Linked DNA regions of Mus musculus: regions 2, 3, 4 and 5 are each linked to region 1. The links are chromatin loops, found by intact Hi-C in ENCODE. Cell type or tissue: left cerebral cortex. All regions are shown on one strand. Region 1 holds the start of Gm40301 (a long non-coding RNA gene). Region 2 overlaps Kcnip4 (Kv channel interacting protein 4). Region 3 holds the start of Adgra3 (adhesion G protein-coupled receptor A3). Region 4 overlaps Adgra3 (adhesion G protein-coupled receptor A3). Region 5 holds the start of Gm36702 (a long non-coding RNA gene).

What was found. A loop is a pair of places that touch in the nucleus more often than their neighbours do. Peaks named below come from ENCODE experiments on the same cell type or tissue, not always from the same donor. Only the 100,000 strongest peaks of a DNase experiment are listed, where the experiment ranks them.
Region 2: it touches region 1 in a loop (5-fold over the local background); 9 of 42 quality-filtered maps call a loop at or near these places.
Region 3: it touches region 1 in a loop (2.2-fold over the local background); 11 of 42 quality-filtered maps call a loop at or near these places.
Region 4: it touches region 1 in a loop (15-fold over the local background); 26 of 42 quality-filtered maps call a loop at or near these places.
Region 5: it touches region 1 in a loop (2.6-fold over the local background); 2 of 42 quality-filtered maps call a loop at or near these places.

The regions. Positions count from the first base shown.
Region 1 is chr5:50,213,585-50,218,584 of GRCm38, reverse strand. Gm40301 (a long non-coding RNA gene) reads right to left here and starts at 203. Exons shown (of 3, transcript XR_003955917.1): 1 at 81-203. In left cerebral cortex, a CTCF peak has its summit at 2,377 (motif pointing right); a DNase peak (open chromatin) is centred at 2,423.
Region 2 is chr5:49,368,611-49,373,610 of GRCm38, reverse strand. All of the region lies in intron 1 of Kcnip4 (Kv channel interacting protein 4), which reads left to right. Among named protein-coding and RNA genes, the nearest start is that of Kcnip4, 150 kb to the left of the region's middle. In left cerebral cortex, CTCF peaks have their summits at 2,745 (motif pointing left) and 4,382 (motif pointing left); DNase peaks (open chromatin) are centred at 2,727 and 4,369.
Region 3 is chr5:50,057,339-50,062,338 of GRCm38, reverse strand. Adgra3 (adhesion G protein-coupled receptor A3) reads left to right here and starts at 3,343. Exons shown (of 19, transcript NM_133911.1): 1 at 3,343-3,787. The coding sequence starts at 3,564. It overlaps Gm36702 (a long non-coding RNA gene), which reads left to right. Exons shown (of 3, transcript XR_001784857.2): 2 at 255-378; 3 at 1,000-1,956. LOC115490186 (a long non-coding RNA gene) reads left to right here and starts at 3,796. Exons shown (of 2, transcript XR_003955916.1): 1 at 3,796-4,205. In left cerebral cortex, a CTCF peak has its summit at 3,078; DNase peaks (open chromatin) are centred at 3,274, 3,737, 4,163 and 4,343; H3K4me3 peaks cover 1,806 bases; H3K27ac peaks cover 281 bases.
Region 4 is chr5:49,972,364-49,977,363 of GRCm38, reverse strand. All of the region lies in intron 14 of Adgra3 (adhesion G protein-coupled receptor A3), which reads left to right. Among named protein-coding and RNA genes, the nearest start is that of Adgra3, 84 kb to the left of the region's middle. In left cerebral cortex, a CTCF peak has its summit at 1,145 (motif pointing left); a DNase peak (open chromatin) is centred at 1,145.
Region 5 is chr5:50,072,518-50,077,517 of GRCm38, reverse strand. Gm36702 (a long non-coding RNA gene) reads left to right here and starts at 4,253. Exons shown (of 3, transcript XR_001784857.2): 1 at 4,253-4,300. In left cerebral cortex, no CTCF peak of the experiment used is centred here; a DNase peak (open chromatin) is centred at 3,023.

The DNA.
Region 1 (5,000 bases):
GGGTCAATCAGAGAACACATCTTTGTTGCTTAAGTCTCACAGCTTGCCATTATAGAAAGCTACAACAAGAAAACTTTTACCTTTGTTTAACTCGGGGTTTCACCACACACTTCTGTGGCCACATATATATTTTCACTGTGGTGACTGCTGTTAAGAATCCTTCACTGCAAACCCAGAGAATCAACTAAGCAGGGCTCATAGTGGCTCACAGAACCTGAAATGACAACAAGGGAGCCTTTGTGACTCTGACCTAGGCCCACCGTTATAAATATTATGGTTGTGTAGCTTATTCTTGTGAGACTCCTAAAATTGTAAGCCGGGGCTGTCTTTGACTTTTGCCTACACTTGGAACATTTTTCCTACAACTAGGATGCATTGTCCACCCTTAATATGAGGGGAGTTCTTAATGCACCTTGATATGCCATGTTTGGTTGATATCCCTGGGAGACCTGCTCTTTTCTGAAGGAAATGGAGGAGGCGTGGACCTGGGGGAGAATGGGTTGGGGGCAGGGAACTGGGAGAAAAAGAAAGAGGGCAAACTTCTTTTGAGATTGAATGTAATATATACAATAAGAATAAACAAACCATAAAGAAGAAAAGAATTTTTCACAGTGTCGCAGGACAAAAGGATACAATGCGTTTTAGAAAAGTAAATCCGAGTTTTCTGCTTTGCAGATAACGGATTATGTGTGTAGGTGGCAGGTGGGGCATATCCTCACTTCATGTGTTCATTTATAGAGGACAGAGATTGGAGCTAAGACATGAAGCTCACCTGTTCTTACCTAAATGTACATTTATATTGGATACTTTGGTATTCCTCTCTTATGAACTACCCAGGAAATGGGTGACATGTTCGAGCTAGCGCTAAGCTCTGGCTCACTTGGTACAAAGCAGAGCTCGTTACCCAAGTAATGAAGAGGTCTTGGGAGGAATATACTCAACATTTTTCTCGTCTGTTGTGGGGAAACGTCTTTTTTAAACACTTGGCAAATTTGTTCAAGAACCCAATCATGAAATCATGCAGCTAATCAACATAAACTGGCTTTTCAGATAGCCCAGACCAAGTGGAAGGGAGCTGCGTCCTGTCCTGACCCCTTGGTTACCCCTTCTTGTGTCAGAGGAAGGAGAAAAAAGGATGTGGCTTCTAAAAGAGAAAGTTTCATCTATAAGATTTGCATTTTTCTTCTAGATTTGTTCGTTCACTTTACCCTCCTCCCAAGGAATGCAGAACCCACCAGCATTCTTTTCAGCCCAAGTGTTGGAGAAGCATCTTTTCCTACCTTCTACTTGATATGCAGCAGTGGCTGCTCCCCATCCCAACCCCACAGGGAAAGCCATGGCTGCAGGGGTAGAATCATCGAGTCTGCTAACAGGAGCTAACTTGAGTTCCGGACTTTAACCAGGGGAGGAGCTTAGCAGCTGTGGAGACTGGTGACCTCTCGCTCCAGACCAGAGCCTCAGAGAGCAAACAAGTGGGAAAAAAAGTAGAGCTTAAGGCTGGAGGACCCGCCTCAAGTGGCCACAGTTGAGAAAAGGTCATGTCTGAGATAAGGATTAGGCTTTTTTTTGTTTTTATTTGTTTGTCAACTCTCTCCATTGTTCTTAACAGACATGGATCACCCTGTGTTATGAACAAGTTAATCTTTTCTCTGTCAATGTAGCACATGGGCATGGCTTGTTAGTTACAAAATTCTTCTAGAGTATTCCCCTAAGCAATTGCTCCCCATCTCTGTGTGTGCTTGTAAATGTGTGTTTGGGGAGGAGGGTGTTCATTGATTTATGGTTTTCTGGCTTCTGATATGACAGTGGAGGGCTATGATAACAACCCAAGCTCTAAGTCTGCCTTGCTTTGTTCCTCTAGGCCTCCCTTGCTGTTCCCCAGGTCTCTGTTTTGGAAAGTGCATAACCACCTGTCTAACTGTGGGTTATTTCTCCCAATGGACATGAATGGGTGCAGCACAGGATGTACAATGCTGCTGCTGGGGAGACAGTGTGGAAGGAATATCCTTCAGGACTCTCCAAACTAACATTTCAACTTTAAGACAATCACAATTCACAATTAAAAGTTTATTTTAAAATCTTCTTGTGGAGAAAAGAATTGAACAAGGAAAACTAACGTGCTCCACTTCTGCAACTCTGAACTGAACTGTTCCCTGTCGAGGGACAAGGACATAAAGAGGGGAAGAGGAAATGCTAACCCTAAGATAAAGAAGTGCTTAAATATGCACAGAAGATGAGAAGACTCGTAAGGCACTTAAAATTACATACGTGGAGACATAAACATCAGCAAAGCAGGTGGAGCTATTTAATTTAAAAAAAAATCAGTTCTGGAACAATCTGTATAAAGGAAATTTGGGGGTGGGGGTGTTAAATCTTTTCATTATGGAGCACTAGATGGCGGTGTTGCAATTATTTAGGCTTCCAAATGGGTTAAACCGGAAAATTGAGTATCTTAGAATTTCCTGTGTGTAGCAGTCCCTCCTGTCTCCTTAGGCTATCCCAGGTTCCTCTCCAGACAGAACAACACCCTTCTCCAAGTTCTTCAACAGTCTCTAAAGTTATTTTCCCCCAAAATGAATAATTATTCTTCCTCAGTTCTGAGATCATCCCACAGATCGGCCACTAAATCCTACTACAGAGATACCTGCAAGATCAAGATTCAGTGAAAGACCTTGTCTCAAAAAGAAAGACATGAACACACAGAAGGATATCCAAAGCTAACTTCTGGCCTCCACAAAAGTACTTCACAGGAGAACACACACACACACACACACACACACCCCTTAGGTATCTTAGCACTTTCTTCCTGCCTGTCTACCAGTACCTTCTATTGCTACCCACAGCTTCTCTATCCTTCTTGCCTTTAGAGATTTCACTCTACTAATGATTTCTGAGCTATGGCTTCTCTGGCTCTAAAACATGCCTTTTCAGCCACGTTTCAGGGAAGCAAAATTGCTTGCTTCCTCTACTCTCTACTTTTGTTTGTACATTCATTCTTTGTTATAGAAGTGATTAAAAATAAGTAAATCACACATTGAAATTAAACACATCCAAAGATTATACAACTCAGTGAACTTCTACACAGATAGAGTAACCATTTGAAACAGAAGCTGTGGAGTTTTGCTTTGTTTTTCACTGTCTAATATAACCTCATGAACTTACCTAAAGCAGAAAATGAAAACCCATAACAGACTTAGAACTAGAAAAACCATCCTCTTTCTCCGTTCCTGCTCATTGCCTGTCCCTGTTCATTCCTCATCCCTTTGTATGTATGCTTTCCTGTTCTCCTTTCCACATGTTAGACTGCACCCACATGTGTATTTGCTTGTATACATATACAAATGTTATTGCCTAGATTCTGCATATGAGACAAAGAATACTTTTTTTTTCCTTTCTGAGATTATGTGACCTCCTTCAATATTATACATGCTAAGTCCATCCATTTTCTTGCAGTTTTTGTAATTATGTTTTTCTTTAGCACTGAATAGTATTTACATATATATGAATAATATTCACTCTAAAGTCATTATATATAACATTCTCATTATTCATCCATCTATATATGGACAACTATTCTAATTCTTTGCTATAGTGAATAAAATAGAAATAAATACGGAGGGTAAATTTCTCTATGGTCGGGCATGGAGTACTCTGTCTGTATGCCCAGGAGTGAAGTAGTTGGGTCTTATAGTAGTTCTATTTTTAACTTTTTGAGAAATTTTAAAATTGATTTATTCATTAATTTTATACCCCCACAAGCAGTGAGTAATCAATGTCTCTTTTACCTTCACATTCTCTCCAACATTTATTGTTAGATTTTTTTTTCATGGCAGCCATACTGACTGGAGTAGGGTGGTGTCTCAAAGTATTTTTAATTTGTATTTCCTTGGTAGCTAAGAATATTAAACACTTTTATAATAATTATTGGCCATTTGTGTTTCTTTTTTTAAAAAAACAACTATCTTTTCATTTCATTTTTTTATTTTTTGGTTGGCAGTTTTATTTTTCTGTAATACTTAATTTATAGATATTCACCCCTTATTTAATGAATGGTGGGTGTTAGAGATATTCTCTCATCCTGTGGGCTGTCTATTAACCCTGGTCATTTGCTGTACAGAAACTTCAGATTTTAATGTTGTCCCATCTGTTGATTATCGGAGTTCATTCCTGTGCTACTAATGTTCTATTCAGAAATGTCTTTCCTTACCTAGTATCTTGAAAGTTGTCCCCTAAATTTAAATTTCACATTTTAAATTAAGGTATTTGATCCATTTTGAATTGGTTTTTGTACAAGGTAAGATATAAAAATCTGTCATTCTCCTACAGGCAGAAACCCGGCTTTGCAGCAGCATGAGTAAAAGAGACTTTTACTAATATGTGTTTTTGCCCTCTCTTCAAAAATTAAGCAGACATAGCTTTGTTATTTTGTTTCCTGGTCCTCCATAATATTGATCTTTTTCTCCATTTTTATACCAGCACCAGGCTGTTTTTATGACCACAGCTCTATACATGTACTTTAATGTTGGGTAATATCGCCAATAGTGACATTCCTGATTAGAACTGCTTTGGCTATTCATGGTCTTTATTTGGCTCCATACAAATCCTTGTACTGTTTTTCTGAACTTGTGAAATGTGAACTTGTGAAACATTATATTGGAATTCTCATAGGTACTACATGAAATTCATAACTCAATTTGGTAGTGCCACCGTTTTCACAATATTAAGTCTGTCAATCACGGAGGACTGAATATCTTTCCATTGGTCTTGTTCACAGAGCCAAGATAAGATCGCTTCAACTACTCATGCAGTAATCAACATCAAGTTTTACGAACACCTCTAGCTAAATTTCATGCAAACATTCCTCTAGGAAGAGTTACAGAAAGCACAATATCCATAGCCATGGAAGAGAGGAATTTAAACAAACCCATGTCAATGGATGCGTAAAATGTAACAAAGCAGCACAAAACATATGGCACAACCTCATCCATACCCTAGCACCA
Region 2 (5,000 bases), 840 kb after region 1:
AACTTTGGCCTCAGTGACTTTATGTTTTGTCATAATGTCATGGTCTGCGGTCCTTCCTCATAGGCTAAGACTGCAGGACTCCTATAAAGGTACTCCTTGAATGTCCAACATTTACAGTTTGCAATGGGATTACCTCTAGATAAGTCTATTCTAGGATGAAAATATTCAACTGAAAAATCCAGTTACTATCTCTAGTGTACTGGATATCATAGGTTAGTAATACAATGTATCACATGGTCTGAGTTGCCTCTCATCAGGACCTTGTACAGCTTGGGAATTGTGAGTTGCCACTGCTGCTGCCTGACACCACCACGGAGGTATACCACATATGACTAAATCAAGAAAAGTCACAAATGGAAAATTCAAAATATGGTTTCCAGCAAATGCTAATGCTTTTATAATAACATAAACTTGAAAAATTCCACGTACCTCTCAGGTCCTTGTAAGAAATTCATTCTAGGGATAGCAGAATGTCTCAGCATGTAATAGCACTTGGTACATAGGCATGAAGAACTGAGTTCAAACCATCAGAACCTATATAAAAATCCAGTTATGTTCACTATCACCCAGTGCTGTGGAGAAATGGCTGGCAGAGAAGTGCATGACAGAAGACAGCTGGAGCTTGCCCCCTGCCAGCCCATCTTCAGGGCCAGGTGTGGTGAAAGACCCTCTCCAAAGAAAGTAAAGCAGGCAGTGACAGAAAGGAGCAGGGCACCCAAACCCTTCCTCTCATTTCCTTGCACACATGGGTTTATATACCTACACAATACAGGTATACACACACACACACACACACACACACACACACACACACACACACACAAATAAAATATTTATTTTATCTACTGGATGTATTTTCATGATGCAATACACTTGATCAAAGAATGAACTGTCAAGTAGCTCATGAGTATATGGTGTATATTTGTGCATGGTACATTTAAGCAAACTCTAATATGCTCCAATTTATGTGAAGTTCTGACATTTCTGCCCCATGTAAGGTTGGGCTCAGGCCTGGAGAACAACCTGTATAGAGAGATTTTGATTGGCTAAATGGAATATAATATTTTTACACTGAGGATCAATTCAGGTAACATTTATTTTATTCCTTCCAATCTTTAGTTTTTGTGTTATAAATGTGTATCTCATTTTTTTCTCTGCTATTAAAAAGCTTCTCTTCATATAAAGAAGAATACCAAACGGATTCATGCCAGAATATTCCTTGAAGAAGAATAGACACTTTCTATGCTGAATTTATAAATTTCCATTTATATTTGGTGTAGATATTTTTTCCCAGAAACCCACTTTATGCTCATTAATTTTAAAGGTGCAGCAATCATGGGGGTTACCCTTCCCTCTGTCCAGTCTCACTGGCATTTGTTGATCAGTAGGAAAGATTTCTGCTTCAACACAGCAGACAGTGGCCTTCCTTCCTTCATCTTTTAAGTCCACACCTAAGGACTCTCAAAACCTCTCTCATATTTCAGCATTCGGAAGGATGTCTTTTAACAGCTCTCTAGGTTTGATATGTTTGAAGCACTTCAGGTGTAGAATGCCAGACACTGGGAATTAAAGAGTGAGGAAGAGAGAGAAGGCTCATGTGGTCCTGGATCTCCTGGCTAATGAGCAAAACAACATAAGGGAAGTGTAAAAGAAAATTCCAGGGTCAGAAAGCAATAAGCACCTTTGGAAAGCAGGAAGGGTTGCAGGATAATGGGTGCCTGGGGGTATTTGTTATCATTATGGACTTTATATTGCTTAGGGCAGTAAAGGCAAGTTACAACCTGCAACCTAGCTGAAGTAGTAGTAAACGTCCTTCAATCAGGCTGAGCAGGGCTTGGGTGTCTCATTCTCTAGAGGTTGTGGCCACAAGATGTCCATCCTTTTGCCAAAACAAAACAACTAACCAAACAACAACAACAACACAACAAACCTTATTCTGGTCTTGCTTTCTGAAATAAGCCCAGTTGTTAAAGGAAATGTGTATACCTTCCCATATTTTGGGCCATCTTTGCTCTTCTTCTACCACATCCATCTGTTCAATTCACCAGTAAACCACACACCATGCCTCAAATATTTGTCTCTCCCAGGTGCTTATATTGAAGGTCTAATTCCCAATATGAGGTTATATGGAGATTGGGGTCATTTGGGGAGGGGAGCTTAAGTTGAAGGTAGAGACAAATTATCACTATAATTGTTTACTTATAAAGGAGACCTCAAAGAGCGCCCCCCAGCCCCCTCTCGTTCTGCTGCTTGGAGGCACATCAGGAATCAACAGTCTGTAGTCCATAAAAGGGCTCTCACTAGAATCTAACACATCAGTTTCCTGATTTCAAAGGCCAGGCTTATTAAGACCCCATGGTCTAGGGAGTTCTCCTACAACAGCTGAAAGTAAGATGCCAAGAAACACAGCCACCTTCATGAGATACTTGAGGCACACACAAGCAAATGAAGAGCCAGCATGGTTCCAGCTGAGTGATTGCCAGAGGTCACCGTCTAAGTTGTAAGTTACCAAGACTGTGTTCTCTCTGAATGACATTTAGGTTTCTACTGTGACGAACAGGTGACTAGCATTTCTGTTTCGATGGTATTCTGAGACATAATGTTCCCATTTTTTTAAATACACAATTAGAATTCTTTTGACGATTATCTTCAAGAATGAAACAGGCTGTGCTGAAATATTGATGACTGTGCTTTGGTGATGAACTTGTACAATTTTTTAAGTTTGAGGATTATGCCCTCTTGTGGCCACTGAAGGTACTCTTTTCTTAGTATGTTTTGTATACACAAATGAAACTGTACTAACAAACAAAACTAAACAGACTCAGCAAGCATTGTCTATGTATTTATGCATATAAGCAAACAACAATAAAGAAAAAGAGGTTTTAAATTTGAGATGGTGTAGGGCTAAGGGGCATGGCAGGGGTTGAAGGGAGGAAAAGGGAAACACTATCATTATGTTTTAATTTAAACAAAATAAAATGAGAAACAAATGTACTTAAGAAAAACAATAATAAAAACTCTTGTCTTGGGTGTTCTTATTTTACTTTCATGTTAAGCAGAGGACAATAAATGATTACTATGTGAGTATTTGGTAAAATAAATTCCACTGCTAAATTATATCAAATTTCTTTATTTTCTACTATATTTAAAACTTGAGGGTGTTCCATAGGATGCCACAAAACTGGATAAATTATGGGAGAGTAGAGTATCTTTTAGTGGGTGCTTATAGGTATTTCTGGCATTGGTTAAATGTGTTTCTAATCTTTAAGTGCCTTGCAGATGCTTAAAGCTTTCTCGGAACTTCTCCTCGGGGATGCTCATGACACCCAATTCTAATACTTTCTCAGACCTTGCTGGATGCTCGATGCCATACCCAGGTGTCATTTCCCCTGAGGGAGCAGGGTGTCTGAATGCCCTACTGGCTATTTTCATTTTTTTCTGGCCTTTCATCCTCTCTTCCTATGGCTTAAATTTAGCCAAGGCCTAGGCTGTTTGAGGCTTCTTCCAAGTCTCCTTTCATTTGCACTTCCACGTAATGCCTTTGCCTGAAGCCTTTCTGGGAAATGACACACTGAGGTGGCTTTTGTGGCAGTTTCAAAACCACAGTAACATTTCTGCAATTTCCGATGACTACTGAGACCATCACTGTGAAGAGACCAACCAAATCTCATTTCAGGGCTCTCCTTCAAATCAATTTCTTTAAAGTCCAATATAAACAGAACCCAGGGTTCATTTTCACAAGTAGTTGTTGAGCCAGCAGCAATTGCCTTAGAAGTCATATTTAATTAGGAGGAATAGCAGGAAGTTTCCATAGAATCTTCACCCTTGGGTTTGTTTAAACCAGTGGTTCCCAGCCTCCCTAATACTATGACCCTTTAATACATTACTTCACAATGTGGTGACCCCCAACCATAAAATTTTTGTTGCTGCTTCGTAACTGTAATTTTGCTAGTTATGAATTGTAATGTAAACATGTGTTTTCTGATGGTCTTATGTGTCCCCAGAAAAAGGGTCATTTGGCTCCTCATCCAAAGGAGTCACAACCCACATGTTGGGAATCTCTGGTTTAAGCAGTTATCACGCCTTAGTTTTAGAATAAAACACTCTACATAAAGAGAAAAGAAACCTAGCTGATGCTGCTTTTAGGAAAATTAATGTAGAACTTTTTTTGCAATATCAATAAAAAATTTAAAAGGTTATGAACTAAACGTGAAAGATAATCAAACCCTTAACAACAATGTAATCTTAAACGTACAGCCATGTGTGGCTCACTTGATTTGTTGAGCCACGATAAGGAATCTTAGGATTTAGAGTTGTTGACATGGAGACCAGTTTGCCAACCAGCTTCAAAAATCTGTGTGTTCCTTCTGCCATCTAGTGTTCACGTTTCAGAAGACAAGCACAAAACTCAAAAAGTTTGCATTGTTGATAGGCATGGTTCTTCCGCAACTTCCTGTAGCCAGTGGTTGTCCAGGACAAATTCATTGTCCATATAATTGGCCTAATTTTAAGCCAGTATTGGAAACGGGACGTATCCTCAAAGGTAAAGAGCAGCATATGTACAATGCCAGATGGGATTGTTGAGTTTTCTGTTGGGATACACTGGATCCAAACTTACGGTTTGTTTACTCGCTGAAACCCTCCTCCATTGAACCTGACACAGCCAGTCATGTCTGGTTGTTTTCAATCTCTTGGATCTATTTTATATATCAAAGCAGACGTGGCCTCCAGGTTCTCCCAGCATCCCTCGGTTCCCGACCTGGCATACCCTACCTCCAAACTTGAACTTTCCAGCCCAGGGACTGGGCTGCCCTTCTCCAGCAGAAGTAACACAGATATTTGCTTGGTTTCCTCTCCCCCTTCCTCCTCCTCCACCTTCTCATATTTTCTTCTCTAGGTGTGCCCCCTGTTCCACCTCCCTATGGCGAGTGCCCTGGTTTCAATCCTTGGGGCCAGTGACCCCACTCAAGAGCAGCTTCCAAATAAATTTGTCTTTAATA
Region 3 (5,000 bases), 160 kb after region 1:
CTCTATATCCCCAAGCCAGGTCTCTAGACAATAGGCTCTTTTAAAACAGATGACACATAGAAGTTTCTACAACTACTGTAGAATCTCTGAAGTCAAACTGATATTCATCAGTTATAAGCAGCTAGGAAGCACTGATCTGAAAGACTGAGAAATAGAATTTTTGGGTAAAATCTTGTCAAGCTTTTAGGTTAAATTTATACACACTTAAATTTATATACACTAGTGAACAGCATAATTGTTGATTCCTTTTGCAGGGTCATCTGCCACCAGTAGTTACAAGAATGGCTGGAAAGTGATGCACCTCAGAAAAGCTTAAGAGTGGCTTTTGGGCAGCAACCTGCCATGGGAAACAGGGACCATCAGGGAGCTACAACTGTGGTAAGGGAGAGCTAACATACACAGATGTAAAATTCAAACAGAAGGAAGTTATGCGCCAAGTTTAGATAATCATTAGACCCTGGATCTAAACAATCCAGATTCCAGAGGCACAAGATGGAGGAAAGAGAGAGAGTGATTTGAAAGGGGGAATCAAGAAAGGCTTCTAGAAGCTCATAGTCTGGTGACGGGAAAAGGTTCCTAAAAGGAACTGTTAGCAGTAAATTTAGATAGACACATTTATTATCTATGAACACATATATTAAAACATATTTTCATTACAGGTATTCACGCAGACATACACAGTTTATACAGTATTTTATTTTAAATCAAGAAAAACAAAGCATGTTTGATATCTCTTACAAACCTTACAAGACCAGCGGGTCTCAACTGGTCTCTAGACCAGTGAGTGTCAACTTGGGAGTCTCAACCCCTTTAGGGTTATCTATATTTAGATATTTACATTACCATTAATAATAGTAGCAAAATTAGAGTGTTGATGTAGCAACAAAACATGAGTGTCACAATATGAGGAACTGTATTAAAAGGGTTACAGCATTAGGAAGGCTGAGAACCACTGTTCTTGATGAAATGCTGAATGTGGTCCATACCCCCTCCTTAAAGCAACAGCCAACGTGATGCTGCCCTGTTCCTGTATGGTTACGAAGTAACATCTCAGTTTCTAGAACTTTCTGCTATGGGACAGTCACAGACACAGTGAGAACTCAAGACCCAGGAAGCCCTACAGTTTCAAATGTTGCCACGTGCTCCAGGCCTGAGGGAGGAGCAGCAGTCACTGGACCTGTCTGGCGAGAAGATGTCAGGGTGAGAGTAGCTTAATTCCAGCTTAAATTCTGGTGAAGCTGTCAAGCTCGGACTCCATCGTCCTCTGAGATCTATGCAGTTCTAAGGGAGGGCTCCATGTCCCGGTGCTTGCATAGACTCAGCGCTCGGCACACTCTGGGGTCTACAGTGTTGGGAATTTCTAAAGCCGGCTCCACTCTGTGATTTTTTTCTTTTAAATGACTTATTTTCAACACTCATCGGAATGACTTCTTTGGAAGAAAGCTGAGCTGGCCCACAGAATAGGATTGTTTCATCCATGTTTGTCTCTAGATTCATGGTCTTATTTGTGACCTACCCTTTCCTGGTGATTTTATATTTTAATATTCTCAACCATCGTGAAGTACAAATCTGACGCCAAACTTAAAGCGCATGCTAAGTACGTCTTAGAAGAGTCAAACACATTTACCTCCGTGATAGTTATCAACATTTTCATGTAGTCTATGATACGCCAGTCTATGGCTATATCAACAGCAACATGGCAAATAAAAGCTTTCAAATTATTATGGTAAGATTTTATTTTTATGGTGAGAACAGGTAATGATGACAGGTATTGATTTTATGGGAGGGGGAGGGGTAATCATCTTCATATAAATTCTACAGAAAGGTGACCAACCTCACTATAACTGAAAATATGAGTTTGTGACCTATAGTTAGTTGTAAATTTTAAGTGACTTAATAATGGCTATGATTTCTTACTTTTCTTAGCCACTGTAGGCACAGACTTGTGCTGTTCAACACATATGTAATAGCATTTAAAGCTGAATTTAATAAAAGTGAAATTGAATAAAAACCCCACTTCCTACAGAATTGTAGATAAATTTTAAGCTCTAGATAGCCACCCTTAACTAACTTGGATACTATAGGTCTGGATCCCTCTTTTCCTTGTCACATGCCAACTTCCAGAGCCAGAATAATTCTCTCCTCATTGATGTATTAGTAGATGCTATATGCACCACTGTGTTTAGATATTAGATAGTTAAATCTCAAGAAGTATCAAGTGATGCACAATTCGCACTTATCTAAGTGTCTTGGTAGCTTATTTACTATGGAGAACGCCAAATACATATATCTGGGACATGATCTTGGAAATTTTTTTTCGGAGGTCTTTTTAGATCCAAGTTAAAAAATGCCTGCCATGGACCCTGCTTCTCTTCCAGTTCTCTCGATGTAAGATCAAGCAGCTGGAATAACCACTCCTGTCTCTGTGACAGCCTAAGGGTGGCTGTGTTGGGAGGGACGGATAGGCTGATTGGGCACAGGTGTGTACACAGGTGCCACGCCCCACCTGTTGCTGAGTGGAACCAGTATAGGAAGCAAGGCCAGCAGGGGATGGACAGGCCACTGGCTGTGTCCACGGGCTGTGATCACGTGCTCCTTACCTGCTAAGTTACAGGGTTGAACTCCAAAGTACGCGAGGTTTCTGTATACCAAGTTGCTCCTTCCTGGATGTTAAGGAAGTCTGTTTCTCAAAGGAGAATAAAACTCATTTTGTTGGCTTGTATAGTCTCTATAAACTTAAACATAGGGTAGGAGAACCCTGGTCTTGCAAATGTTAGGGTGGGGTCTGCGGTCTTTGGCATGAATAATAAAATTCAGCTTGGGTTTCTTGGCTGCTTCGTCACTGTTGCTCCAACTGGTTAACATCTGATCTACCTGTGGACTCAGAAATTTCGGTTGAATGGTCCCCATGCATCCTCAGCCTGCCCACAGCTGCTTCAGGCCAGGGGCAGCTTCCGAGTTCAGTTTATTGGGAAGAAACCTGTTTCTGGCTCTGGCGGATAATGAAACTTTCTACCATGGCCTTTCTTTGGAAAGATTGGTTTCAGGCTCTTTCCCCTCGTCAGGTTGGAGAAAGGAACTTCACCCCCTCCAGCCAGGGCTCTTAGGGGCGTGCAGGGCGGCTTTGTCTGCCAGGCGGCGGCGCCAGGAAACGTGGAGCAGAGCCGCAGGGCTGCTGGAGTTAGACTAGTCTAGAACTTTCTTCCGCTGGGTCCAGGAGCAGCGGAGTTCCGGCCAGGACCTGGGGGCGTGCCCGGGTCGAGGTCGGGTCGGCTGCGGGCCTGAGAGCGCGCGGGGCTGGGGTGGGAGGAGCGGTCGCGCGGGGAGGAGCCGGCGGGAGGAGGCGGCGCTCCCGCGGGCCGAGCGGCGAGCTGGGACCCGGCGGCCCTGACCCCGCGGCTCCGCGGAGGGCGAGCGCGGCCGCGGACAAAGGAGCATGTCGTCGCGAAGCGGGACCGATCCTCGGGCCGCCGGGAGGCTCGGGCCACCGCCAGGGCCGCCCCGCCCCGCCGCCGCCCGCTAGGCCGGTGCCGTCTCTCGGCCCCGCAGGCCCGGTCAGCGGCATGGAGCCGCCGCCGCCGCTGCTGCTGCTGCCGCTGGCGCTGCTCGCTCTGCTGTGGGGAGGAGAGCGCGGGGCCGCGGCGCTGCCCGCGGGCTGCAAGCACGACGGTCGGGCCCGGGGTACCGGCCGAGCGGCCGCCGCCGCCGAGGGGAAGGTGGTGTGCAGCAGCCTGGAGCTCGCGCAGGTTCTGCCCCCGGACACGCTGCCCAACCGCACGGTCACCCTGTGAGTAACCCACGACGCCCCGCTGCCCTTTCCTGGGCTTCCCTCGCTCCCGGGTGCGCGGAATGGGCGCGGGGGTCTCCCGGGTATACACGCTCCTTTGTGTGCGCGCGGCGGCGGGCTGGGGGTGGTGCTGGAGAAGCCCTGTGGCTTAGTGTGGGACCAGGGTGGCCCATCGCCTTCGCAACCGCCTCTGTTCCCCCTCTGCTAGTTTTGCAAAGAAAAGTTTTCGGGGTTCCCGGGAGCGTCCCATGCCATCCCTGCTTTTGCTGTGCTCCGGCCGCCGAATACCACGTGAAGATGCTAATAAACACTCAGTCGGTGCAGTCCAAGCTCATTCATCCTGGCTCGGGGCTTCTGGGGAACACCCTGTGTGCTCCGAAGTCTTCATCCTAACTGTGGAAATGAAGTTGCACCTGAGGTAGATCCAGTTTGCAGGACGCCACAGTTTAGGGTGGCTCTGTGTGGTCTCCAAACCTCTACGAAGCTCTCGTCGCTTTCTGCCTTACTTTTAGTGCTCTTTCAGAACAACTTTTAGAGTTACTAATTTCGGAGAAATGTAAGATAAAAGTTGTCCAAGTCCATTTCAGCCCCATACTGAAGTCGGAGAGCTCTCGGGAAAGCCAGGAACTTCGGGATTGAAAACAGTGTGTGTTGAGTGAGCCCTCCAGAGGTTGGAAGGACTTCGGGTTTTCAGTGTGGGTTTCCACCTGGAAGGAAAAGTTTGGTAACTCAACTGTGCTATAGGATCCAGGGTTCAGTCCTGGAAACGTGGTTCTTTGTGCCAGCTGGACAGAGCGGTTGGCCCAGTGACTTTAGATTCAGTTTTCTGTGAAAGATGAATTGGTCTGGAAAAGTTTGAGTCACAGTGTTTGTAGCGGGTATTTTGGCAGGCTGAAATCTGAGTCCCTGGGCGTCTTGCTTCCCTATGTTGTTTTGGTAGGTTTCTTAAAAAAGAATCAAGGCTGCCACTATGCATACATAAAGGAAAAGACATGTGTGATCAATGAACCCACTTAAAGTAGGATTTTTAATGTAGCCTAACTATACGGAAGGATATTTGGTGGGATAGCCTAGTCACATAGCCTAGTCAACACCTTTATTGACTTATTTCCATCCCCTCCCTCCCTTCCTTTCTTTCTCTCTTTCTTCCTTTTTTTGATAAGGAGACATTTAACACAAGAAACTGTGTTTTCTGCTCACTCGGGTTGAAGAT
Region 4 (5,000 bases), 240 kb after region 1:
GCCTCCCGAGTGCTGGGATTAAAGGCGTGCGCCACCATGCCCAGTGAGAATTGATTTTTCAAGTTATCCACTGACTTACCTCCAGGTGGCATGCCATTCACCCTAGACACACACACACACACGATACATAAATAAAATGTGACATTAATTAAAGTTTGAGACAATTTCTCTTTAGGACCTCCCCCTTTTTTTGAAATTTTAATACAGTTGCATTATCCTTCATTATCCTTCTCCCCCCTCCCCCCCCCAGCTCTCTTTTAAATTCATGACTTCCTTTTCCTTAATTATTTTTGGTGGTGATGATGATGATGGTGGTGGTGTGTGTGCTTCTAACTACATAGATACAACCTGCTCAGTCTATCATGTTACTGTGTGTTTTCAGGGCTGACCATTGGGTATTGGTGTGAGAAGACTGATTCTCCAGCTCTCAGCTTTCCTTAGTTGCCTGCAGGTTTCATGTGTAAGGTTGAGGCTTTGTGAGTTCAGCCTTCCACATTAGTGTATCCATTGGTGTCCTTGTTCCACTCATGTTTGGGCAGTCATGTTGGTGAGACTTCATGGATGTAGCTTCTGACATCCCTGCTCCTCTGGCCGTTTAAGACCTTCCCATCTCCTCTTCCTCAGTGATCACGAACCTCTAGTAGCAGGAGTTAAGTGGTAAATGAGACCAGCGGAGGGAGACTTGCTTCCACAATTCTGCATTTTGATTGGTTTTGTCTTTAGAATGTTTCTCATTCACATTTGAGAATAAAATATTTGGAAACCATGTAGCATTTGAAGGAGAAACAATAGGAAATATAAGATTATCTGAAATGTATGAAATACTGATCAGAAGTTGAGCAAAATAACGGAAACACAGAAATACTGCATTTTAAGCTTCGCTGTGATACCGCACCATGTGAAACTTTTGTTTTTGTTTAATCTAATACTAGTTGAAAGCTTCTATTTTTGAATTTCCTAACTGTCTTCTAAACTATTTAAATTAGTATAATCCTTTTCTAGAAGGAATAAGCTCTTCTTTTATCTTTCAGATTTTTAATCTTCTAAAAAATGTGAAACACAGTGTTTTAAAGCTAGAAGCCTGCTGGGATCTTGCTCCCTATTTTCAGAGACTCTTGTTTTCTGAGCTGTAACTGCCACCTAGAGGCAGAAGCTGGAAACACATCTGGGATAGTTGACCAAGTTATAAAGTTACCATAGAGTGTGTGGAAAATTTAGAGCTGCTTCTTCGTCTGACAGACTTAGTTTGTGGGCATATCTCTGAGGGCTTATGTGGCAGGCATGAAGCCTTGGGGCTGTCCTCAGGACGGCAAGAGAAGATTACACCTGTCCTACACTACTTCACCAAGTTAAGACAGATGCAATGCCTTTTTTAAACTGTAAACAGTTGCTTTGTTTCTTCTATCCTCTTATTGACTCATAAATGTAATCCTGCTTTTCTTGAGTGCTGTCTTCCTAGGTCTTTATGGAAAGTCTAAATGCCCAGGTCGCTAGGAAGATCAGCCATGTGCTTTAAAGAACGATATATAACTGCTGTTTTTGCTGCTATGTCTACAATAGATGATATCCTGGTTGGTTCTGCTAATCCCTACAGTCAGTTACAGAGAAGCTGCCCAGTCCCTGCGGGGGGAAAATATCAGCAGAAGTTGGAATTGCTGCATTGATATCAGAAGTACCCAGTGGGGGGTCAGAAGAATCAAAGGAACTCTGGGCAATAGAGGCAAATAGGAGCAGACACGATGTAGGATCTTAATACCTCGCTCATCAGTAAGGTCAAAGTGCTCACAGTCTGCTTTGCCTTTGTTTCTCGGATTGTCTAGATGTAAAGACCAGTGGCTACTTTCTTACTCCTCTAATAGTGCTAACTGAGCATGCTGAGTAAGAGCAAGCCAGCTCTAGTTAGTACATAGCTGACCGGAATACCTGAACAACTTAAACAGCATACCCATCTCCATCAGATGGTTTAATTACGTCTGTATGTGAAGATACTGTGGGAACCCCTAAGCTATCGGTTTTGCATAACTACAGCTAATAGCTCCTTGCATATTGAAGAGGATTCATGTAGCCCTTTTTTCACCTCTTTTTCCACATGCTTGCTTGCTGTATGCGTCCTCCTAAACCCTGCTTCCAGGAAGGAGAGAAGGCTTAGTAGGTAAAGTGCTTGCTGAGAAAGATTGAGGACCTGGAGTTAAAAAGCCAGATGTCACTGGAGATATCATTAAGGAGGAGTACCACTGTGGACATAGAGCCAGGAGGATCCATAGTGCTCTGGCCAGCTGGTCTATTCAAATTGGTAAACTCTTTCAGTGAGAGTACCCATCTCAAAATATAAGATGGCTCTCTATGAGTTCAATAGCATCCTGGTCTACAGAGTGAGTTTTGGGACAGATAAGGAATATAGAGAAACAACAACAACAAAAACCCAAAAGCAAAATGTAAGATAGAAAGTGATTTAAGAAGACATCTGTTACCTACCACTGGACACACTGTGGGACTGCTGATGCTCAGGCACTGGAGATACTGTGGTGGTAGCTGATCTGCAGTAGGCACTCGTGTGTCAGGCACTCTCTGAGATTTTTATGGTATAGGCAGTTGTCATAGTCTTTTGTCTATAGGTCTGGAACTGAAGTAGGTTAGCTTTGGAACAATAACTAGAATCCAAGCAGTTGATCCAGAGTTGTTCTAACCATACTGCAGTACCTGATCTCTTGAATCTCGCATCTCACATGTCACAGGGAGAAAGCATACTGTCTGTCTGTCTGTCTGTCTGTCTCCTCTGTAGTCTCTGAGGAGTGTCTTCTAGCCCTGCCTTAATGGCCTTAGAATTTCTCTGTTGAGTCTGATTCCAGCAGTTTGCTTGTACATGCCACTTTAACATTCCATGAGGTCTGTGCAGCGTGAATTTCTGCAAGCTGAAACTAAGGATGAGAGGGATGAGGCCTTCAGTTTTCCATTAACTTTCAATACTGGGCAAGGTACATAAACCCTGGAGTTTGGATAAATGCTGTCTCCATGTCCTGCCCACCACTACTCGTCATGGTTGCTACTCCAGCACTTAGAAGTTCCATGCGTTTCTTCCCCTTTTCTAACACTGAGTGCCATACGTAAGTTGTAATTGTGCTCACACTCCACACACTGGGCCCATGGTATTGCTTTGTGTGTCCGTCCATCTCCCCCATCTCCCCATTACATTGGGGGGATTTCTTTTTGTGTGAAGCAGTAGCTTGTATTTTTTAGTACATGCACATTAGTTCCATCCTCGCATTGAAAATACTGAAAACTGTCCCTTATATTGATAATGCACATCAGGTGAGTGAGTGGAACTTGACCTTGATGAGTCACGTGTGTGCTTTTGTTTTGGTTTTGTTTTTTTTCGAGACAGGGTTTCTCTGTGTAGCCTTGGCTATCCTGGAACTCACTCTGTAGACCAGGCTGGCCTCGAACTCAGAAATCCACCTGCCTCTGCCTCCCAAGTGCTGGGACTAAAGGCATGCGCCAGCACTGCCAGGCTGTATGTGTGTGCTTTTGATTGACTGTACATTCCTATGAGTGGAGGCCAAGACTGTGAACCATTCCCATGCTCAGCTTCAACATTAATGCCCCACAGCTTACCGAATCATCGGCATCAGCTTAGTCCTGGTTGTTAGGACATTTCTTAGTTCCTTGTCGTTCTCGCTGATCCTTAGAATCTTCACTTTGATGAGAGTGATTTCACTCCGTCTCTTGTGTTCCGAGAGTGTGGTTCTTATTCCTACAGCGGTGACTGGGAGGTTGAGCCTGCATGTGGATACTTAGAGAGTTGGCTGAGGGCAAAGGCCAGCCCCAGTGTGCCTGGCTTGTTTTCTGGGTTCCTGATGGGCTATGAATGCACACGCTCTCTGTGCATGTAGGTTTTGCAGAGCCCTTTTCAGACTCTCCTTTTCTGCTCCTGCTCCTGGTGTGAACAGGATTCCTTAAAGGTTTTGTGCCTGACTTCTTAGGATTTTTTTTATATCAGTGATCTTTACATCCTGTTTATGAAATCCCAGCCTATCCCAAGTTCAAGAGGGTCTTTTTACTTGCCTTTTTCTCCTTTTAAATTTTCCCTTTTTTATATGAAATTGTCTCTTTGTTTTCTTCAAGACATCCCAGTATGGTTTTCCTAACATACTTAGTTTCACTGTTCAACCAACACTAATTTTGAGTGTTGTGTAAAGTACAGTACTGTAGTTTTTTAGGTGATCTCTTGTTCATTGTTGATGATGTATGGAGGATATGGAATCTTTAGGAAGTAGAGGATGGGCATCGCTGGGGTAGGCATTAAGCATTTATAGCCTCACCTCTCTTCCTACTGTCTGTCTTTGTTTCCTGTGTGTGGAGGGAATGAGATAAGATTCTTACTGCAGCCACTGCACGCTGTGATGGACTCTTCTTTCTCTGAAACTGTGAGCCAAAATAAACTCCTCCTTTCTTAAAAAAATAATCAAATAAAAGTACAATAATTGATACAACATAAGGTGGGAAGACATTAGTCCAAATACAACACAGAGATGTGAGTCAGGGCCAGAGTTTTTGGTCAACAGCATGTCAGGCATTCAAAGAATACCCAGTAGCTAAATGTCTATAGTAGCCCATGACGCCTTCTTAGACGAGGTATCAAAATACCCACGGGAGGAGATACAGAGACAAAGTTTGGAGCAGAAACTGAAGGAAAGGCCATCCAGTGACTGTCCCACCTGGGGATCCATCCCATATACAGTTACTAAACCCAGACACTATTGTGGATGTCAATAAGTGCCTGTTGACAGGAGCCTGATATGGCTGTCTCCTGAGAGGCTCTGCCAGTGCCTGACAAACACAGAGGTAGATGCTTTCATCCAACCATTGGACTGAGCACAGGGCCCCCAGTGGAGGAGCTAGAGAAGGGACCTAAGAAACTGAAGGGGTTTGCAGCCCCATAAGAGGAACAACAATATGAACCAACCAGTACCCCAAGATCTCCCAGGGAGTAAACCACCAAC
Region 5 (5,000 bases), 140 kb after region 1:
AGTCCATTGATATTAAGAGATATTAAGGAAAAGTAAATGTTGCTTCCTTTTATTTTTGTTGTTAGAGTTGGCATTCTGTTCTTGTGGCTGTCTTCTTTTAGGTTTGTTGAAGGATTACTTTCTTGCTTTTTCTAGGGCGTGGTTTCTGTCCTTGTATTGGTTTGTTTCTGTTATTATTCTTTGAAGGGCTGGATTCGTGGGAAGATAATTTGTAAATTTGGTTTTGTCATGGAATACTTTGGTTTCTTCGTCTATGGTAATTGAAAGTTTGGCTGGGTATAGTAGCCTGGGCTGGCATTTGTGTTCTCTTAGTGTCTGTATAACATCTGTCCAGGCTCTTCTGGCTTTCATAGTCTCTGGTGAAAAGTCTGGTGTAAGTCTAATAGACCTGGCTTTATATGTTCCTTGACCTTTTTCCCTTACTGCTTTTAATATTCTATCTTTATTTAATGTATTTGTTGTTCTGATTATTATGCGTTGGTAGGAATTTCTTTTCTGGTCCAGTCTATTTGGAGTTCTGTAGGCTTCTTGTATGTTCATGGGCATCTCTTTCTTTAGGTTTGGGAAGTTTTCTTCTATTATTTTGTTGAAGATATTTGCTGGCCCTTTAAGATGAAAATCTTCATTCTCATCCACTCCTATTATCCATAGGTTTGGTCATTTCATTGTGTCCTGGATTTCCTGGATGTTTTGTGTTAGGATCTTTTTGCATTTTGCATTTTCTTTGATTGTTGTACCGATGTTCACTATGGAATCTTCTGCACCTGAGATTCTTTCTTCCATCTCTTGTATTCTGTTGCTGATGCTGGCATCTATGTTTCCAGATTTTTTCCCTAGGGCTTCTATATCCAATGTTGCCTCACTTTGGGTTTTCTTTATTGTGTCTACTTCCCTTTTTGGGTAAAGTATGCTTTTGTTCATTTCCATCAGCCGTTTGGATGTGCTTTCCTGTTTTTCTTTAAGGACTTCTACCTGTTTGGTTGTGTTTTCCTGTTTTTCTTTAAGGACTTGTAACTCTTTAGCAGTGTTCTCCTGTATTTCTTTGAGTGAGTTATTAAAGTCCTTCTTGATGTCCTCTACCATCATCATGAGATATGCTTTTAAATCTGGGTCTAGGTTTTCGGGTGTGTTGGGGTGTCCAGGACTGGCTGAGGTGGGAGTGCTGGATTCTGATGATGGTGAGTGGTCTTGGTTTCTGTTAGTAAGATTCTTACATTTGTCTTTTGCCATCTGGTAATCTCTGGAGTTAGTTGTTATAGTTGTCCCTGGTTAGACCTTGTTCCTCCCATGATTCTGTTAGCCTCTATCAGCAGACCTGGTAGACTAGCTTTCTCCTGAGTTTCAGTGGTTAGAGCACTCTCTGCAGGCAAGCTCTTATCTTGCAGGGAAGGTGCACAGATATCTGGCGTTCGGACCTGCCTCCTGGTAGAAGATGAAGCCCTGAAACAGGGCCTGTCCCAGAAGCTGTTAGCTTCTGTAGTCCACACTCTCACCTGCACAGACTAGTTTTGGAGGGATCAGGAACCCAGATGGCTTCCCCCGGTGCTCTGGCAAAGCCCTCCAGGGCGGGGAGGACACCTAACCTCTGGCAGGGAAGGTGTTGGGATGCCTGGAGCCCGAAATGGGGTCTGCCTTGAAGCTGTCCTCTAGGGACCTTGGGGTGTCCTCTGACTCTGTGCCCAGGTGAACTGGTGCAGGTGCTGACTGGAAGTGACTTGTGACCCTGGTCAGGCGGGGTTTTCTGCTTCAGTAATGCTGGTCCTGTGTGACTGGAATGGAACAGAAGTTGGGTTCCACTCACTGTTGGTCCTCAGATTGCATGGAGAGTCCTCTGGCGACCTTGTGTGTGTCAGTGACTCCGTGCCCAAGGTGAACTGGTGCTGGCGCTGACTGGAAGGGAACTTGTCACACTTTGCTTTCTTAATTCTCTAAGCAGAAATCTAAATAATGTAATGAAGAATTTTCTTGAGCTTCAGAAGTCTACTAGGCTGAGGTCTGATCCTGGGGGTTTTACTTGGAAGGCCTAGAAAGTATAGATCCTTATGGCAGCTGTTATGGGCCAAATTAAGTTTTCCTAAAATTCACATGATGCAATCTTTACTTCTAATTGTGCATATGGAGACATGACCTTTAAGAGGTAACTCAGATTAAATGGAACCCTAAGAGTAGATCTGTGATCCATGGACTCAATGTGCACTTGAATAAAGGTAGTTCATTCATATTCTCTCTCTCTCTCTCTCTCTCTCTCTCTCTCTCTCTCTCTCTCTCTCTCCCTCTCTCTCTCTCTCTCTCTCTCTCTCCCTCCCTCCTCCCTCTCTCCATTCTTTCCATTCTTCCCTCTTTCCATTTCTCCCACTCCCCTCTTTCTTTTTTCCATGTGAGAACACACTGAGAAGGCAGCAGCCAGCTGTTTGAGTGACAGGAAGATACCAATATACTGGCGTTTGATCATTAGCTGCCAGAACTGCCAAAAAAATATTGTTTAAGCCACCTAGTCTATGTATTAATTTTGTTATGCTTGCCTGAGCTGATTAGTGTAGTGTATTATTATCAAAGTCTTGGGGACTTTAAATACATGTCTTCTGGCTGGTGGTATGTCAGAATTACCCCTGTAGAAGATTGCCCTTTGACCCATTTCAAAGAAAGAAAATAATGAAAATATGAAATAGGGGAAGAATTGGTCCCAGGTCATCAGAACAAATTGGTTTTTTACAAAAATGCACGCTGTATAAAAATAATGTTGATTTTTAAAAGGCAGGCATCCTGAGTATAAACTAGGCAGAAGAAATTTGCATGATCTCTTTACTTAAATATGTAAGGTAGCCTGGGACAAAGCCAAAGAGTGAAACAACCGTAAAAATAAAAAATGTTGCAGTGGAATCTGCCTGCTAGATAATATTGGTCCAAGGTCATTTCAGGCTAAGGGCTCCTGAGCATTCAATATGCAATTCAAAAATTCATATTGATTTTGCAGGCTGATACCAAAAGAAGAACTTCATGTGTTAAATTCCCTCTCAAAATGGCTCTAAGTGCTTATAATTACATTTCAAACATCTGCTGCAACAATCACAGCTCTGTGCTAGTTTTTGCAACACAGATTGACTGACAGCATCTCTACTGACAACAGTTCTGATTCAGCTTCAGCTTGAGTTGTGAGAATTTGCAGTTGGGAGCCTTATCTGAACTGTCACCATTCTGTCTTATCACCCTCAAGCAAATAGCCATTCCTGAATGGTACTCACCACTGGGACTGCCTTAAGGTAGAATGTTGGCGGGACTAAACGCCAATATTTCCCAGTTGTTTTCCCTATAAAGTTTAAGATTTTGATTTTGAACGATTGAAATTTAATTTTTCAAATTAGTTTTTGGGTTTAAGTCTAGCAGAGGGTTATATAGCTCAAGTGAAACCCTGCCTTGATGGTCACACTATTATCTATGTATGAGGAGCTCACTAGTTCTGCTGTCATTTACCTGTTTACATGGATGGGAGGGGCCAAAATAAGACCAATACTATGTTAGCTAGATGGCTCATTGGGATCAGACCATTTCTCTTGCAAACCCAAGGACTTGAGTTTCCTTCCTGGGTCTCACAATGGAAGGAGAAAACTGACTCCTGAACTTCTCTTTCCTGACTTCTTCATTCACGTTGTCAAATGTGTGCTGCCCTGACTAGTGTATTTACACAGTCTTCTACTACTACGACAACGACAATGACAAGTAACAATAATAAACAAAATTTTAAAACAAATTAACAATACAATTTCATGTCAGAATTATATGGAAGCCCAATTTCAATGTCTGTAAACCAAAGTCTAATGGGACCTGAGATGTACTAATACATTTATGCACACCGTCCCCTCCCCCCAGTGGTTTTACCATAGTAGCTGCAACTGAGACCATATAGCAACAAAGGCTCACGCACTTACACCTGTTCTTTGCATAAAATGTTTGCTGGTTCCTGCTTTAGCATCAACGAGATGAAGGTGACTCCCTCTCAACATCAGCCCTAATCCCTTTACCTGTGTTTGTTTGTTTGTTTGTTTGTTTTCCTCAAAGACTAAAACGTTGCTTCAGGGAGTGTTTACAAAAAGACTATCCTAGATATACATTTAAGAGGCACAAATGGTCAAAAGTTGGCTCTAGTTCAATGACTGGCAGAGATGGTAGTCTTTCACTGTGATGGGAAGATTCTAGAATCTTGAGAAACACATAGACAGGTGAACTTTTAGCTTTTTCTCTCAAGAACTCAACTGAATTCCGGAGAAGTTGAAGGGGAATCAGCTAAGTCTCTTACTTTTAGGTAACTCAGAAAAAGGTTGGGCCAGCAATTGAAGACAGGTGTGTTAACATCTAAGCGAGGAAGTGCAGGAAAGTCTGGGAAGGAAGGAGAATACCTGTGTGTGCCATGAATAAGGACTAGGATGTGTGATATTAACACTGCATGCTTCTGTACTCAACAGGATATGCCAGATACATAGAGGAACTCATTTGAGTGTTTCTACAGTGTCAGAATTTGTTTAATAACAGTAAATCCATGATGATTTCAGTACTGATGACTCGTCTTAAAATCTACCTGGTTTGATTGCCTGGCTGAGGAGAATCCAAATACTTTATTTTACTCTTAATTATTAATGTTAATTCCTATCACTCATCACATATCACATGGTGCGTGTGTGTGGTGTGTGGGGAGGCATATATACATAAGTATGGGTAACATGATGGATACAATTTAAAAGGAGGTTGCGGTGGAGTTTAAGAGGTCTCAGAAGTGGGGAGAGACAAAGTTTGGATTGATAAGATACTGCAGAAGCTAGAGTCAGGGTTGAGAGTGAAGTTGCAGAGTTCAACAGGCAGACGAAAGGCTGGAGCAAGAAACAGGTCAGGTCACGTCCAAGTCCAGAATGGCAGGCGGTTGAGTAGGCTACTTTAATGGCAGAGGACCAAACTGGGTAGGGGAGTTCTCGGTCCTTGAGACCCACAGTGGGCATCAAATGACAAGC